Regions from separate parts of the Homo sapiens genome. Here all the other regions are linked to region 1. Evidence: read pairs that join two places in POLR2A ChIA-PET (ENCODE). Cell type or tissue: MCF 10A. All regions are shown on one strand. Links, peaks and the distances in the headings refer to the core of each region. The heading gives the core; the rest is flanking DNA.

Evidence for each region. Peaks named below come from ENCODE experiments on the same cell type or tissue, not always from the same donor. Only the 100,000 strongest peaks of a DNase experiment are listed, where the experiment ranks them.
Region 2: POLR2A ChIA-PET joins it to region 1 with 36 read pairs; 20 of 35 experiments call an interaction of 5 or more read pairs at or near these places.
Region 3: POLR2A ChIA-PET joins it to region 1 with 12 read pairs; 4 of 35 experiments call an interaction of 5 or more read pairs at or near these places.

What each region holds. Positions count from the first base shown.
Region 1 is chr5:177,544,625-177,549,624 of GRCh38, reverse strand. The region is part of intron 1 of FAM193B (family with sequence similarity 193 member B); the gene reads left to right. Among named protein-coding and RNA genes, the nearest start is that of FAM193B, 7.4 kb to the left of the region's middle. In MCF 10A, for the core only: no CTCF peak of the experiment used is centred there; DNase peaks (open chromatin) are centred at 3,084 and 4,004.
Region 2 is chr5:177,596,845-177,602,830 of GRCh38, reverse strand. It overlaps B4GALT7 (beta-1,4-galactosyltransferase 7), which reads right to left and starts at 2,699. Exons shown (of 6, transcript NM_007255.3): 1 at 2,571-2,699. The coding sequence starts at 2,620. TMED9 (transmembrane p24 trafficking protein 9) reads right to left here. Exons shown (of 5, transcript NM_017510.6): 5 at 5,589-5,986. RefSeq lists a silencer at 2,347-2,886 and enhancers at 3,067-3,246, 3,447-3,546. In MCF 10A, for the core only: no CTCF peak of the experiment used is centred there; a DNase peak (open chromatin) is centred at 2,740.
Region 3 is chr5:177,386,551-177,392,536 of GRCh38, reverse strand. SLC34A1 (solute carrier family 34 member 1) reads right to left here. Exons shown (of 13, transcript NM_003052.5): 5 at 5,971-5,986; 6 at 4,664-4,775; 7 at 4,348-4,543; 8 at 4,165-4,260. Among named protein-coding and RNA genes, the nearest start is that of SLC34A1, 5.1 kb to the right of the region's middle. RefSeq lists enhancers at 1,548-1,627, 2,878-2,927, 3,068-3,117, 349-3,162, 2,203-3,402 and 2 more. In MCF 10A, for the core only: a CTCF peak has its summit at 1,862 (motif pointing left); DNase peaks (open chromatin) are centred at 1,856, 2,486, 2,986 and 3,706.

The DNA.
Region 1 (5,000 bases), core at 1-5,000:
TGCAGTAATGCTAGAAGGAGATATAGCATCGGCTTCCTCTGAATAAAGGTTCAAATCCTGGACCCTATTAAGTGGCCTTTGCAAGTGTTTCAGCCTCTTGGTTTGTTTTCTCATGTATAAAATGACAATCCAGGCTGGGCGCGGTGGCTCATGCCTGTAATCCCAGCACTTTGGGAGGCCGAGGCGGGAGGATCACGAGGTCAGGAGATCGAGACCATCCTGGCTAACACGGTGAAACCCTGTCTCTACTAAAAATACAAAAAAATTAGCCGGGCATGGTGGCGGGCACCTATAGTCCCAGCTACTTTGGAGGCTGAGGCAGGAGAATGGCGTGAACCTGGGAGGTGGAGCTTGCAGTGAGCCAAGATCGCGCCACTGCACTCCAGCCTGGGCGACAGAGCGAGACTCCTTTCTCAAAAAAAAAAAAAAAAAAAAAAGAAAAGACAATCCAGTCTTACATGGTTAATGTTAGGGTCCAACAAGTGCGGTATGCTTAACACAAGTGGTAGCTCTGAGTATTGTAGATATTTGGTGTCAGGGTTGCCCAAGACATAACCTAGAGGAAGATGGGTCAGAGAATGCTTCTCAGAGCTGAGTCTTCAAGGTTGTGTAGAAGTTCTCCAGAGGACAAGGTGGTAGAAAGGAGTCTAAACAAAGGAAGGAACTTGTACAAAGACCCAGGGCGAGCACCACTCATTTGGAGAGTCGGGAGAGATCCGGCTGAAGGGGCTAGCAGGGTTCTTGAAAACCACACCAAGAGGTTTAGGCTTTATCCTGTAGGTGGTGAAGAATCAATGAAAGGTTTTAAGCAGGAAAGAGAACGTGATGTGCTTCAATACATTCTCTGATAGCATGTGAGGAAGTAATTCTCAGTGGGAGAGACAGCTGTGATTGCTTGATTCCACCTCTCCCTTGCCCCAAGCTAATAATCATCAGATCCCCTGTGCTTTGCTGGACCCTATCCCAGACTTACAGAGTCAGTCTCCAGGTCTGGATCCCAGGTATCTATTGTTGAATTGTTCCCAAGTGACTCTGACATGTGACTGGGTCTGGGAGCTGCTGAATTGAGGGTGCCAGGGGGATCTTTGAGGAGACCTAGGGTATTCTTCAAACAGTGGGTTTCCCAGGGAGGAGCTTTTCCATAAACAAGAACAGAAACAACCTTAGTTTAAAACAGAACAAAAAACCTTCCCCCAGTTCTGATCTATTAATGATATTTGCCAACTTCCATTGTGTATAATCTTCCATTGTGTATCCAAACACTTACCTGTGCCTACTCTGTGCTACAGCTTCTGCTGAATGACTGCAATACAGTGACTTGTGGGACACAGGCTCTGCCCTTGAAAAGCTCACAGTATTGTGGAAAGGACAGATTTCAACCACTAGAATATATATGATAAGCTCTATTCTAGAGATACGTTTTTAAACAAAAGAGTGTTAGGATATCCTAGAGCAAAGCCAAGTTCATTCTTCCTGTGGACTTAAGAGGATGTAACACCCAGATCGAGCCTAAAAAAAAGAGAAGAAAAAGGCAGAAGGAACAGCATATGGGAAGGTGTGACTACTTTATGTATTTGGTCCTTCTTGGCAGGATGTGCAGAAGCAGAGAAGGACTGAGGAGAGGCATGCTATGTCTTGGGAAGGGCCCTGTGTGTGTGCCTTCGGTTCTGTGCCTGTGAGCCTGCCTTCATCCTTCAGACTCTGGGTGGCTCCCAGCACAGCAGCTGCATGGTTGTGCAGCCTGTGGGCCAACATGCTGCAGTCCATCTCCCCTTCATTCTCCACCAAAGGCCCTTAGCTCCCTTTATTATTTCCCCCTCCATGCTTAGGATGCTTAGCACAAGTGGTAGCTACGAGTAGATCTATCTACTGTGAAAAATGATGTAGGGAAACTAAAGCAGAAAGAAGGGGCTGGTGGAACTGCAAACACTGAAGGTTTTATTAGGAAGTTATAGCCAGAAAACAAGGAGCTGGGGGTTCAAAGAGGCCTTGAAGTCACTTGTCTAGTCCTTCTGTCCTTTGCTTCAAGAAATAAATTTGGGGCCGGGCGCGGTGGCTCACGCCTGTAATCCCAGCACTTTGGGAGGCCGAGACGGGAGGATCACGAGGTCAGGAGATCGAGACCATCCTGGCTAACACGGTGAAACCCCGTCTCTACTAAAAAATACAAAAATTAGCCGGGCATGGTGGCGCGTGCCTGTAGTCCCAGCTACACAGGAGGCTGAGGCAGGAGAATGGCGTGAACCCGGGAGGCGGAGCTTGCAGTGAGTCGAGATCGCGCCACTGCACTCCAGCCTGGGCGACAGAGCGAAACTCCGTCTCAAAAAAAAAAAAAAAAGAAATAAATTTGGTTTGGGCAAGTCTCACTTAGTAAGTTTCCCTGTCATTTCTTCCAGGGCAGAAGAGGAAAGAAACTAACGGGTATTGAGCACCTACTTTGTGCCAGGCCCAGGCCAGGTACTTTACATAATTTATTTCCTTCTGTCCTCACAACTCTGTAAAATATGGTTTTATTCCCATTTCATAAATGAGGAAATTGAGGCTCAAAGAAATTGAGTAATATTCCAAGATCATATTGAAAATGGCAACTGGGATTTGAACTCACAACTGTGTGTCTCGTCCCCAAAATTCATGCTCTTCCTCCTCCATGAGTAACGTGTGCTGGGGTTAGAGTAGCAGAGTGGCAGTTTGACCTGAGGATTCAGGTAAATCTGCGGCTTGGGCCCTCCTTGTGGCTCATTGCACCCAGGAGGCAGTTCAGCGGATGAGCTAGCCTTGTGGGGATATTAAAACAGAAAGTTTTAGGGTTAAGGTCACTAGGATCAGAGAGACTCACTCCCAACCGAGCTTGTACAACCAGAAAGGATTCTCCACTGACTAGTCTCGTAGTGTGAAACAGCTGTTCTACCTCCTGGAAGGGCCTGAGCCCACAGCCTGCATGGAAGTTTGGGTAACAGCTCCAGGGCACTGAGGTGGGGTTGTGTCAGCTCTCTTAGAATTAACTGCAGCTCTGATTGTCAGCATTAGAATAGTCTGAGATTCTTCTCACTGATTGCCCTCTCATCAGTGGCTCAGAGTGACTCATAGCATGTTGGGAAATGCACTGTTTTGGCTCTGTTTTAAATTCTGCCTTTGTGTTGAACAGCTGAGACATGAGCCAGATGGGCTTTAAGCTTTCATTTATTTATTCAGTGAATGCCTGCAATGTGTCAGGCCCAAGCCAAGCCTAGGTTCCTGGGCATACTTAAATGACCAAGGTCCACACACTGCCCCCAGAGGGCTCACATTCTACCAGGAATTTAGGAACAGACAGAATACATCTGTGGCACATTTTGATGATGCTATACTAAATAGAATCAGTTGTGCTTAGCTTGACCAGCAAGAGCTTCATTGACCTTTGACCAGAATCTTAGGGAATGAATAGGAATTGTCAAGGGTAGATGTTTCCCGGCACTTAGCACAATTGGCAGGAGACAGGGACTCTGACAATGTTGAATGAGGGAATAAATGGGTGAATGGAAGAGTGACTGATGATAACTATGACAATGAGTTTTTCTAGGCTGAGGATTAATCATTTTCTCTGCTTCTGAAAGGGAATTTTAGCTGCTGGTGTTGTCCTCTGCCTGCCTTGGTGACAGAGAGGCTCTTGGAGTTGGGTGCCTTGAGAGTAGAGTGCTCTAATGGGCCATTTCAAAATAGAATTTGGGACCTGTTGCAGGGCAGCTGGTTAGATACAGCATGTGTCTTGGGGCAATCCTGTACGAACATACACAAACTCTGGAGATGAAAAAGAATCCATGGGATGAATGAGGCCACGCTGAGTGCTGGAAATTCAATCCAGCTTCAGAGTAGTCCTTGACAGCTGTCTGGTCTGGCAATGGGTTATTCCCAAATTGTGGACAGAAAGGCCAAGCTAGAAAATTGAGTCATGCCCCCAGAGAGCTATCTTTTTTTTTTTTTTTTTTTGAGACAGGCTCTCACTGTTACCCAGTTTGGAGTACAATGGTGCAATCTTGGCTCACTGCAACCTCCGTCACTTGGGCTTGAGCAATCCTCCAACCTCAGGAGACCTTATATATTCCTAAAAATTATTGAGGAACCCAAAGAGCTTTTGTTTGTGTTGTTTATATCTATTGATACTTACCAAATTAAATATTAAAGCTGAGAAAGCTTTAAAATATTTTGTCACTAATTTATTTAAGAAAGACAATATTAAAGCTATCTTGTTAACATAACAATTTTTAATGAAAACTATATTTTCCAAAACAAAATTAGAAGAATGGCCAGGTGTGGTGGCTCATGCCTGTAATGCCAGCACTTTGAGAGGCTGAGGCAGGCGGATCACTTGAGGTCAGGAGTTCAAGACCGGCATGGCCAACATGGTGAAACCCTGTCTCTACTAAAAATATAAAAATTAGTCAGGCGTATTGGCAGGCGCCTGTAATCCTAGCCACTTGGGAGGCTGAGGCAGGAGAACCGCTTGAACATGGGAGGTGGAGGTTGCAGTGAGCTGAGATCATGCCACTGCACTCCAGCCTGGATGACAGAGCGAGATTTCATCTTAAAAAAAAAATTAGAAGAATGGTCTTCTTTTCATTTTTGCAAATTTCTTTTCATCTGGCTTAATAGACTAAAGCTGGCTTCTCATATATGCTTCTGTATTCAGTCTTTTGCAATACATTGTTTTGGTTGAAGTATATGAAAAAAAATCCAACCTCACACAAATATGTAAGTGAGAAAGGGAGGAATGTTTCAGTAGCCTTTCCAAATAATTTCCATTATTGAATTTGAGCCCATATCAGTGAAGTCTTCATACTCATTTACACTAAAATCTATTGGTCGAGCCAGTGCTTTGAATCCATCATGCTTTGGTCATTTGGAAAATAGGCTCACTGGATTTTGCACATCTTCCAAATGTTTTCCATTTCATTTTACAATGCCAAAAGATAACATTTGTTAATATCACCACCAATTTCATCAGAAAAGTCTTCAAGTATTTG
Region 2 (5,986 bases), core at 1-5,000, 53 kb before region 1:
CCTTGCCCTGCTCAGACCCCTTCAGTCTTCTGAATGACCCTCCTCTGTTTGCCAGACAAAGGCCAAGCCCTTTGGCCTGACAGTCAAAGCCCTCCATGACCTGGCCCCAACTCCAGGTGCTCCCAAGCCTTCGCCCCATGTTCTCATGTTGGGCACCTCGGAGCTTCTCCACTTGCTATATTCCTTCCTGCTCCAGCCCTCACACAGCCTGCTCCTTCTGCCTGAAATGTCCTTCTTTATCTGCCTGAGGACCCCTGTTGATCCTTCAGAGCCGAACTCCAATGTCATGGCCAGCACTGCCCCCTGCCCCCATAATGCTCCCACTTTTGTATTCCCACGGCATCTTCCCACTTTTTTGTAATGCCTTGTGTCCTTGCTTCTCAGGCCGTGTCAGATTCTTATCTGTGGCCCCAGCACAGCAAGCACAGGCCAGACAGCAGAGAGCTTGCCAAGTGAGTTACAGAAAGGGGTAAGGCAGTCAGGGCATGCCTTAAGTCACATGCTAAAGCCAGACCAACTCCTCCCTTTTTCTAGAGAGACCGCCAACCTGGAAGCCAGTAGCCTTGCAGCCAGGCCCAGGTTCCACACGCAGCTGAGAGGTGGCCTGGTAGGAAACCCCCCAGGGCTTCTGACTTACCCCCCATTATCCTGTGGTGGTGGATTCAGCTGGGGAGGAGCACAGCCCAGTCCTGAGAGTGGTCTGGGAAGGCTGGAACCTCTACAGATTCTCCCTTGCCCTCTGGGCTTTTTCTGGGGACAGGGTAGAGACTGGAGAGATGGATATGGGGTGATATCCCACCTTCATGAAAAGAAGCAGTGACTATTATCCAGGGGAACGGCGTGGACTGGGTACTCCGAGCACGTCCACACGCTAATTCCCTCGGCCCTGCTCCCCTCTCCTATGAGGACCACATCCCCATGGGCATCATCCTGTGCTCTAAGAGCACAAACCGCAGAGCAACTGGATTGAACCCAGAGTCCCAATTCCTCAGGACAGTGGACACCGAGAACAATTGTTCCTGGTGCCACCAGGTGGCAAACCAGATTTGCAGTCCCAGTGGCTCCCAGGCCCAGGCCACCCTGGCTCTGAGGGGCAGTCCAGAAGAGGCTTTGTCTCCCTCATCAATCACTGCCCAAGACTAGTAAAAGGCGGATTCAAACCCAGGCAGGCTGGCTCCAGAGCCTACACTAGATAGCTACACTAGCCTGCATCAGTTGCGTGGATCTTTGCACCAACCCTGTGTCAAAAGCACAGAATTGACATCAGTAAATTTCTCTGGAAACAGCTATGGAAAAGGATCAGGAAATAGAAATGCTCCTCTGTTACCTTTCCTTTCTTGTCTCATACAGACCTTCGTACTACGAGGTTTGAATCCTCAGCTGCTCTGGTTACAGGACCTCAAAACTGCAAAGGTAACGGGAAGACAACTGGCACCTCCTGTTGTGCTAGGCAGTGCCATGCTCTTTACATGTGTGCGGTCCTTTAATCCTCACACAGCCCTGCAGAGCCAATACTGTCATAACTGGCTCAGTGACGGAAAGGCTGCGGTCGGACAGATGCAGGGGTCTCTGCTCACATAATTACGGAGGACTCCTGCCCAGGTCGAACGCTAGTCCACGCTTTCTATTATATTCCTGTTTTCCCCTTTCAACACCAAGTCTGAAAAATCCCCAAAAGTACAAGTTGTGGCCACTAAATTCCAGAATCTTATGGCACCTGACGGACTTAAGAAACATGAAGGAAATGAGGTGTCATTCACGAGGAGGAGATCCAGTCATGTGTTCTGTGAGAAGACTTACAGGGACACATCTCAAGTGCCCCACGAATGGAGGCAGTCAAATCGCTTTCCCCATTCTGCTTTAGTGAGAAACAAAATTAGCTAAGGTGTGGGCCAAGCTCGCATCTTTCACGTAGGGCCAATACAGCTGCACAGGAAATGGACTAATGCGTGTATAAGGAGTGTCTAGTACGTGCCAGGCAGTGACCAGCCAGGCAGAGCACGGAGCTTCTGTCTGGTGGGTTCTGCTGGTGGCCTGCGAAGGATGGGGGGAAGTGTTAAGGAGGAAGGGTAGGGTCTGAGGCTATATGGATGTGATGAGGAAGGCAGAGACCAGAGAAACGGAATACACGTCCTCAGGGATCAGAGACAAATTGAGAAACACAAATCCATGGTGAGAGGTCAGCGGAGTCAGAGACCCGCATGCAGATAGAGGGAGGCTGGTGGAGAAACACAGACACAACGAAACACATAACGAGAGAGACTAGCAAAGAGGGGATCAGAAACTCACAAAGGGAAGTCAATGGAGAAATACGGACCCACGGGCCGGGGGGAAGGTGCTGGGGGAAGGACGAGTGCCGCGGAAAGGGAGAGGGGGCGGGGGAGGCAGAGACCCACAGGGACAGACAGAAACCGGAACAGAGCGCCAGGGACCCACAGGGAGAACCACACGCCCTCACAGAAACCCGCAGACATGGAGACGTGATGGCCTCGGGTTCCCAGATTCCGCCGGCGGCCGAGAAGGGAGCGGCGCCCGGGAGGACGGGGCCCGGGCCCACCGCCGCCGCTCACCTGCCGTCCTCCCAGGGCAGCTGCGCCGCTTTCCTCCGCGAGGGGAACATCGTGCGGAGAGGCGGCGGCGCATGGGGCAGGCGCTCGCAGCCCGGCCGGCCCGGCCTCCCGGGCCTACGCGGCGCCTCCGCCTCCCGCTCCGCCCAGGCCTGTCCGCCCCGCCCCCCGGTCCGCCGGGTCCGCCGCTCCGGCCGCGCCGCCAGCTCCCGGAGCCGCCGCCTCCAAGGTTCTGCTTGCGAGCAGCGCGGGCGCGCCTCCCTCTCTGGGCGGCTCCTTCCTAGCCGCCCCGGGACCCGCCTGGAAGCCCGAGAAACTGAAGCCCAGAGGCCCAGGGCCTCCCAACAAATCACTGGGCTGGGACTGGACCTAAGAGTCCAGACTCCCAAACCAACGCTCGGGGAGAATCTGCATCTCCGTCCTCTTTCCGAGGGGAGGCGGGAGCGTCCCGGGGTCCCCGTCTCGGCCCAGGCGGCGCGTTCTCCGCGCAAGCTTGGAGGGGCAAAGCCAAGCTCACGGCTCGGCGCTGAGTTCAGCTGACAGCCCGCGCAGGCGTTAGGAGCCGAGCCCTGAAGACAAGTTGACTGAATTTGAAACCCGACTCTGCTTGCCGGGCGCGGTGGCTCACGCCTGTAATCCCAGCACTTTGGGAGGCCGAGGCGGGCGGATCACGAGGTCAGGAGAGCGAGACCATCCTGGCTAACACGGTGAAACCCCGTCTCTACTAAAAATACAAAAAATTAGCCGGGCGTGGTGGCGGGCGCCTGTTAGTCCCAGCTACTCGGGAGGCTGAGGCAGGAGCATGGTGTGAACCCAGGAGGCGGAGCTTGCAGTGAGTCGAGATCGCACCACTGCACTCCAGCCTGGGTGACAGGGCGAGACTCCGTCAAAAAAAAAAGAAAAGAAAAAGAAAAAGAAACTAGACTCTGCCAATTCAGCTGTGTTTTGACCAAGCCACATCTCTGCATCTGTTTCCTCACCTGGGTATATCAATGGCTCCTATTCTATATGGTAGCTGTGGGGATTCAAGGAGAAAGTGCAAACACTTGTGCAGCGCTAGGCACACAGTTCAACGCCATATAAATGACAGCTGTCATCCAGGAAAAGGGTACTTTGGTGGAGCTGAGAACTGAAGAAGGGAATAGGAGACTGAGTTCCCATATCTGCCCCGTCACCGTGGGAACTTAACCATCCCCCTCACCCCCAGCCCCCCCACCCCTCCTACTAGCCTCCTACCTGGGGAAAGAAAGCGGCAATTGTTAGACTTGACCTCCTCTGCTCTTCCAGGCAAACTTTTAAGTTTCCTAATAGATAGCAAACATCTATTAAGTTCTTATTATGTGCCAGTCATTGTTAATAGTTCTTACTACATGAGGGTTATCTCACGTAGTCCTTATCGGTAGGTGCTTATCCCCAAGTTAAAATTGAGAGAACTGAGGCACAGAGAGGCAAATCAGGTAGTTTGGTTGCAAATCTATGGGTTTGGGGTTTTTGTTTTGTTCTTCCCCACAATCTATGATCTTAATCACTCTGCTCCAGAGAGAACTTCACCGTGGGTGGGAAATGAATCATTCCCAGTAACCCCTTTACCCCGTAAACCTGGAAGTATATAATCCACCCATTCCCCTTCCTGTTGACTCCCCCAGGGCACTGCATCCTACCCCAGAACCGTGGTCAATGCACAGCCCATCTAAAGGGGACCACTCCATCCGGTTAGCTGTTACTATATCAGGATGAAGCTCTACTTCAGATTGTCAGATTCACACTCTCAAGAAATCAGATCTCAAATGAAAACCCAAATTATCTAATTTTTAAATGTGATATCCAGCTAAGAGCCATGTTGATAATGACACTTCAACTCTGATCTCTTTTCTACTTTTTTATTTTATTTTATTTTATTTATTTATTTATTTTTTGAGACAGAGTCTCACTCTGTCAGTCAGGCTGGAGTGCAGTGGCACGATCTCGGCTCACTGCAACCTCTGCCTCCCGGGGTCAAGCAATTCTCCTGTCTCAGCCTTCCGAGTAGCTGGGATTACAGGCGCCTGCCACCACGCCTGGCTAATTTTTGTATTTTTAGTAGAGACGGGGTTTTACCATGTTGGCGGCTGGTCTCGAACTCCTGACCTCAGGTGATCCGCCTGCCTCTGCCTCCCAAAGTGCTGCGATTACAGGCGTGAGCCACCATGCCCAGCCTGTGGTCTCTTTTCAAAAACCCACAACTCTAGTCTAATCATGAGAAAAACATCAGACAAATCCTAGCTGAGAAATCGTACAAAATACCTGACCTGTACTCCTCAAAACAGTCAAGGAATCATCAAAAACAAGGAAGGTCTAAGAAACTGTCACAGCCAAAAGGAGCCTAAGGAGACACAGTGACTAAATGTGATGTGGAATCCTGGAACAGAAAAAGGACAGTAGGTAAAAACTAAGGAAGTCTGGATAAAGTAATGCATGATGTTACTAATAGGGAAAATGTCTTCACAATTTTTCTGCACTTTTAAAGCTGTTCTTTAAAAATACTTTTTTTTTTTTTTTTGACATGGAGACTTGCTCCGTTGCTCAGGCTGGAGTGCAGTGAAGTGATCTCGGCTCACTGCAAGCTCCGCCTCCTGGGTTCACGCCATTCTCCTGCCTCAGCCTCCCAAGGAGCTGGGACTACAGGCGCCCACCACCACGCCTGGCTAATTTTTTGTATTTTTTTTTTTTTTTTTTTTTGTAGAGATGGGGTTTCATCATGTTAGCCAGGTTGGTCTCGATCTCCTGACCTCGTGATCTGCTCGCCTTGGCCTCCCAAAGTGTTGGGGTTACAGGTGTGAGCCACCGCTCCCGGCCTTTTTTTTTTTTTTTTTTTGAGACAGAGTCTCACTGTAGCCCAGGTTGGAGTGTAGTGGTGTGATCTTGGCTCACTGCAACCTCTGTCTCCTGGGTTCAAGCAATTCTGCCGCCTCAGCCTCCCAAGTAGCTGGGATTTCAGGCATGCGCCACCACACCTGGCTCATTTTTTGTATTTTTAGTAGAGATGAGGTTTCACCATGTTGGCCAGGCTGGTCTCAAACTCCTGGCCTCAGGCCATCCACCTACCTCAGCCTCCCAAAGTGCTGGGATTACAGGTGTGAACCACCGTGCCCGCCAAAAAACTTTTTTTTTTCATGTGGAAGAATTAGTTGGCAGCATGAGCCCAGATTGCATCATCCCATTAGGGGAAGCAGCCCCCAAACTTGTCTCCTTCTTCCTGGTCTTTCTCACACACTGCTGTAACCTCCCTCACATTTCTTATTAGAAGGTTCTTCTCAAAACTGCCTGCCCATTTGCCTCCCCCAACCCCCAACAGCAGCCTCACATCCCTGATCAATAACACTGTGATTCTGAGGTGCCAGTAGGGCTCTCAGTGGCTTTACCAGACCCTGGGTGATTAC
Region 3 (5,986 bases), core at 1-5,000, 160 kb after region 1:
GTCTGGCCTGTGGACAACTCATTTGTAGCCTTGTTGGGTTAAGAAGTTATTTATTTATTTATTTATTTATTTTGAGACAGAGTTTTTGTTCTGTTGCCCAGTCTGGAGTCCAGTGGCACAATCTCGGCTCACTGCAACCTCCGCCTCCTGGGTTCAAGCGATTCTCCCGCTTCCACCTCCCGAGTAGCTAGGGTTACAGGCCCCTGCCACCACGCCCAGCTAATTTTTTGTATTTTTAGTAGAGATGGGGTTTCGCCATGTTGGCCAGGCTGATCTCGAACTCCTGACCTCAGGTGATTCACCCACCTCGGCCTCCCAAGGTGCTGGGATTACAGGTGTGAGCCACCATGCTGGCCAAGGTAAGAACTTTTATGGCGTCTGGTGTAACATCCGGGTTTATTTTAGCGGGATGTGCTCCCTTGAATGGGGCAATGTGCTCTTCTGTGCTCCCAGTTCGCCACATCAGGGCCTTGGGGACCCATCAAGACTGGGCCTGAATGGCAGGCCAAGAAGCCTGGAAAAAATAGGCTGCGATGGGCTAGATGAGAAAACCAGGCTGGGAAAGCAACGGTAACTGCTGCGAGGGTAAGGGAGAGAGAGAGCCAGGTGTTTGCTGTTAGGCAGATCTGAGTTCAAATCCTGCTTCTTATACCAACCACCCTGGGTAAGCCATGCCACCTCTCAGAGCCTGTTTTCTCTAACGCAGGATAATAGAGGAGCTGCTGTAAAGGTTACAGGGGGAATGTGTTTAAAGCGCTCATCACAGGGCTTGGCTCATCATGAGCCTTCGGTAAACTGTCTTCTGATATGGAGTGACCCTCTCCCTCGCTGGGCCCGTTCAGGATCACATGGTTGGGAGGCTGTGTGTGTGACTGACTTCCTAGGTCAGGACCAGTGGCCCCTGCAGATGAACCTGAGAACCCTAGCCCTGTTGGGGAGGAGCCTGCTGGACCTTCCTGGGAGTACCCAGCCTGGATGCTGAGGTAGCAGACAACCCCTTGAATGAGTAGGTGCCTGGTCAACGTGTGCCCCACTGACCTAACCTGGGCTGGGCCCAGTGGTCTCTGTGGGGAGGACTGTGGGACCCTGCGAAGGCTGGAGGAGAATGGGGAACTTTACTGGGGTCCCAACTTAGGGCTGGCAGAGGCAGCAGCAGGGCCAAGCCCTCTGGGTTTTTAGAACCTTGACCTTCTTGCCTGGGACTGTGTGGCCCTGGCTGGGAGCCCAGAGACCCTAAAGTACAAGAGAGGAAGGTAAAGCTGGCAGGAGGGACAAAGCCAGGCAGAGAGTGAACTGCCGGGAGGGAGCAGGCCCTGGGGCTTCCCTGTGGGGCAGAGGGAGAAGATGGAAACTCCAGCTTAGATAAAAGAGCTGGGAGGCCCAGGATCTGGGGGCATCTTCCCAAGATGTGCCCATCCCTGCCTGGGCCTGGGGTGGGGTAGGAGAGGCTGGAGGGGCCTGAAGCGGGTGGTGGGCTCTGTGGGAAGAACAGAATGGGCCTGTGGACAGCCCTGGGCCCATACCCCAGCTGAGCCGTTCCCAGCTGTGTGTCACCAGAGCAAACACTTAGCCTCTCTGGGCCTCAGTTTCCTCCTCTGCAGCATGAAGTCCATAATGCTACCCACCTTTTCCCAGGGGCTAGTTGGAAGCATTTTGGAAGAGGGAGTTGGGATTTAAGTGCCTATAGGGACACCCTAAATTAAAGAGGCCCCTTCTGGGGACTGAAGGAGGTGATTAAGCTCACAGGAGACTGTCAGGATGTGGGCCAGCGCAGCAGTTTCCCCCTCAGAGGAAGGGGAGCTCTAGGGCCTTTGTTCTTCTGGAAGCCGAGGGAGAGCACTGTGCCAGCAGCACCACCTGGTGGCGAAAAGGAGAACTTCTCCTTAGAGCAACACCCGCTATCTCTGGAGTCGTCTCCACGTGGCTATGGTCACCTGGTGGCCTTCAGGCCTGATGGGCAGCATGGGAAGCAGACATACATAGTAGAATGTCAGACCGGTGAGTGAGAGAGGCAACGAGATAGTCAGGATTCTACCAGGATTTGTATCCTACCTCAATTACATGGACTTGGGCAAGCCACTGCACTTCTCTGGGGCTCAGTGCTCCTCGTCTGTAAAATGGGGACGTGATAATCCCTGCCTCCCAGGTTGCAAGTCCTCAAAAGATGCTTGTTTAATCCAGGCAGGTATAGTTGACAGTCCACAGTGTGGCCACATAAGAAGGTGATTCCCAGGACGGTGTCAGGGTCCCGGGAGACTCAAGTGTCTGATCACTCAACTGCCGCTGCTGCTGCTTTCCCCATCTGGTAGGCCTTGGACTTGCCTCCTCTCCCTGGTGCATAGCTTCCCTGGAGACTGTTTCGGGCTGGTTCAGGTCCAGCATGGTGAAAGTTGGCGTCAATGGGAACAGGTTGGAAGGGAGCACGGGGAGACTCTGTGGCCCGTCTTTGGGCAGGAAGAGCCAGGACGCACTTCACACTTTGCAAGACCAAGCACATCCACTGCTGTGTGAGTCACACTCCTTCGGGGCGCTGTCCCAGAAAGGGGATGAAAGTGAGAGCTTGGGTCCCACCCACCAGCTACTCTCCAAGCCGAGGAAATGAGACCCTGCCCTGCAGAAAGCGTTTAAGGAAAGCATTTCCTGGTAGAGTGAGGAAGAGAAACCAGCTGGACAAGTGTCAGCTGCAGCCGTAGAGAAAGGCCCAAGGGCGGCCTCCCCAGAGTGAACCTGGGTGAGGATGACTTCAAGTGAGGACGTGGAGGCTGCTGGTTGAGATCTGCCGGAAGCTGCAGTAGGTGGCCGGCAGGGAGCTCAGGGGCAGTGAGGAACAGAGCTGTCTTCCATGGCTTGCTTTTTGCGAAGATCAAAGTGTGTGATTTCTCTCCCTTCCAGATTTTGCTATGAAGTAGAGAGGCTTGTGGTGAGTCAGAGAGCACTAAGAGTGCTCAGAGAGCTCGTGAGAAAGTGGTTGATGTATTAAAGAGGTCATGAAGTCAGCGTAAAAGCTGCCCGCAGGGGTTTTTTTTTATGTAAGGCTGCTTTGAACACTCAGAGGCTGAGCTGGAGCAACTTCAGATGCAAAGGAGCATCGCAGGGCGAGTCAGATGAGTGTTTTCTGTTCGCACCAGGGTAAAGGTCCAGTCACAAGAAGCAGCAAGGGGAAGGGGAAGGGGAAGGGGAAGGGGAAGGGCTTGTGCTGTGCTGTGCTGTGCTGTGGCTTGGATTTCCTCGTATCTCATTGTAAATGGAGTTATGTCTCACATGCAAGCATCAGGGAGAAGCAAATATGGTGCATTGTGGTTTGGATGAAGCATTTGCCTTTTCACAGCTGAGTAAGGAAGTGTGCTAATTGCCTGCTTCCTCATCAGCCTGGCATAATGGGTGGTCCATGAGCATCCACTTGATTCAAACAGATCTTCCCAGTATTAGAAGCAGCAGAAACAGTGCAGAAGGACAAGGGACTCCCGCCTGTGGCAGTCTCCAGGAGAAGGAACCCCCGATGCCAGCACAAGCGGCTGTTAACATCTCCAAGGAGTTCTCCACGCAGCTCACCTTCCTGTTACTTTCCTTGGTATCCTTATAGCACTCTGCCTCTTCCCCACGTTACCTGGGTCCCAAAACATGGCCCAGCTGAGTCACTAACCCCTCTAGGGTGCTCAGGCCCTGACATGGTAGGATAAGCTCTGGCACGTTTCTTAGCCTCTCTGAACCTGTGTCTCTACCTGTGAAACCCAAGGGTTGCGCTGGATCAGCGGTTCTCAAACTTGAGCACTGAGCACACCTAGAGGAACTGCTGAAGCATAGGCCATTGGCCCCGCTCCCAGGGGTTTCCAGATTCAGTAGGTCTAGGGAAGGGCAGGGTGATTTGCATCTCTAATAGGTTCCCACACGGCACACAAGATGCTGGCCTGGGACCACACTTCAAGAACCACTGGGCTAGATCAATTACATAACAACTTTAATTGATTGGTGATGTCTGCCTAAGGCGATGTGGGAAGTTGGGAGGAATTAGCAATGTTAACTGTAAGCACAGTAGAAGGGCCACATATTTGCCCTCTCCTGGCTAAATGATCTTCAAGGTCTATCTGGAGCATTTTGAACAGACAATGAAACCAAGAGTCTGAAGAGGGAGTCCTCTTACCTGGGGTTAGGCCTGGGACTCACCTGTAAGGAGTCTGGGTGGCACCAGATCTGGATGAGACTGTGGTTCCTCAGGGACTCATCACCAGTGGCAATGCTGGTTATCACAGACTCGTCCAGCTGTGGGCAAGATGTGGGCAGGGGGAGTGAAGGAGGCTGGGTCCCTTGTTACCCCCACCCTCACCCCATGCCAGGCCCTGCTGTCACCTGGATGATGAGCTTCGTGAAGGGCTCTGTGATGATCTTGAGCAGGTCAGGAGCATCACGGCCACCATGGATGTTGAAGGAGGCCACCACAAGTCGAGTGATGTGGTGCAGGTAGCCAGTGGCAGCCTCCAGGGGCAGCAGGACCAGCACTGACAGCCAGTTAAAGCAGTCATGCACCGTGGCCCCCGCGAAGGCCCTGGGCAGGGAGGCCACATTGCAAGGCAGGCTCGAGCCAGTGCACAGTCACGCCTGGGGTTCCTGGCATCTGGGGCTGTCCTCCCCCAGGCACGAGCCCCCAACCCCCAGCCCCCCTCACCGCCGGAAGTCAGTCCTGTCCCCCGCCTGCATCAGGGCCACGATGGTGTTGGTGACAGAGGTGCCGATGTTGGAGCCCATGATGATGGGGATGGCAGAGCTCACCTCCAGCACTGGTAGAAGAGAAGACGTCCTAATGAATTTGACGGTCACCCAGCTCCTGCACCACCACAACTCCTGTCAGGCCCCCCACCCACGTCCCAGTCCCCAGTGGCCGCTCCTGCCATGCTGCTGAGTCTGCCTAACGTTGGCGTCACAGGTGCATGTGGGCACGGGCTGTGCGTTTACAGGTGTGTGCATTCATCCATGCGAGTAGATGTACACGTGCTGCACATGGTGTATGGATGTGAACGTGTGTGCGTGTGAGGCCTTCGTTATGAGGGCTCGTGGGCTCATGTCCTATGTGCAAATAGAGATTTGTGCTTGTGTGTGCACACATGCCCCAGAGTGTGATGGTTAGTTTTTTTGTTTGTTTGTTTTGAGACAGAGTCTCGCTCTGTCGCCCAGGCTGGAGTGCAGTGGCATGATCTCGGCTCACTGCAAGCTCTGCCTCCTGGGTTCATGCCATTCTCCTGCCTCAGCCTCCTGAGTAGCTGGGACTGCAGACACCTGCCACCACGCCTGGCTAATGCTTTTTGGTTTTTGTTGTTTTTTTTTTTTGTATTTTTAGTAGAGACAGGGTTTCACCGTGTTAGCCAGGGTGGTCTCGATCTACTGACCTCGTGATCTGCCCCCCTCAGCCTCCCAAAGTGCTGGGATTACAGGCATGAGCCACTGCGCCCGGCCAGTGATGGTTAGTTTTATGTGTCAACTTAGCTAGGCTGTGGTACCCAGTTATTCAACCCAACACTAGCCTGGGTGTTCTGTAAGGTGTTTTGTAGATGCAATTCACGTCTACAGTCAGCTGACTTTAAGAAAAGGAGATTATCCTTGGTAACCTGGGTCAGCCTAATCCAATAGAATGAAAGGCCTCAAGCAGAACTGAGGCTTCCCTGAGAAAGGAGAAACGCTGCCCTGTCTGGACTGCAGTGTCGGCGCCCACCTGAGAGTTCCCGCCTGCCCTTCCAATGCCCTGGCCTACGGATTCCTGACTTGCCCAGACAAACTACCATCGGGGAAGCCAGTTCCTTGCCATAAATCATCTGGGTCACATACAGCTACAGTTGGGCTCCTCTCATGTCCCTGGCTGATACAGGAGTCAAGCTGAATGGAGGCCAGCCTTACTGGGGTCACGCTCCCCATTTGCCACCCTTCCCAGCTCCTGGGGTGCCCCTCCAAGCTCTTCCCCACCCTGGTGGGCCAACTCACAGCCAGAGGAGACCAT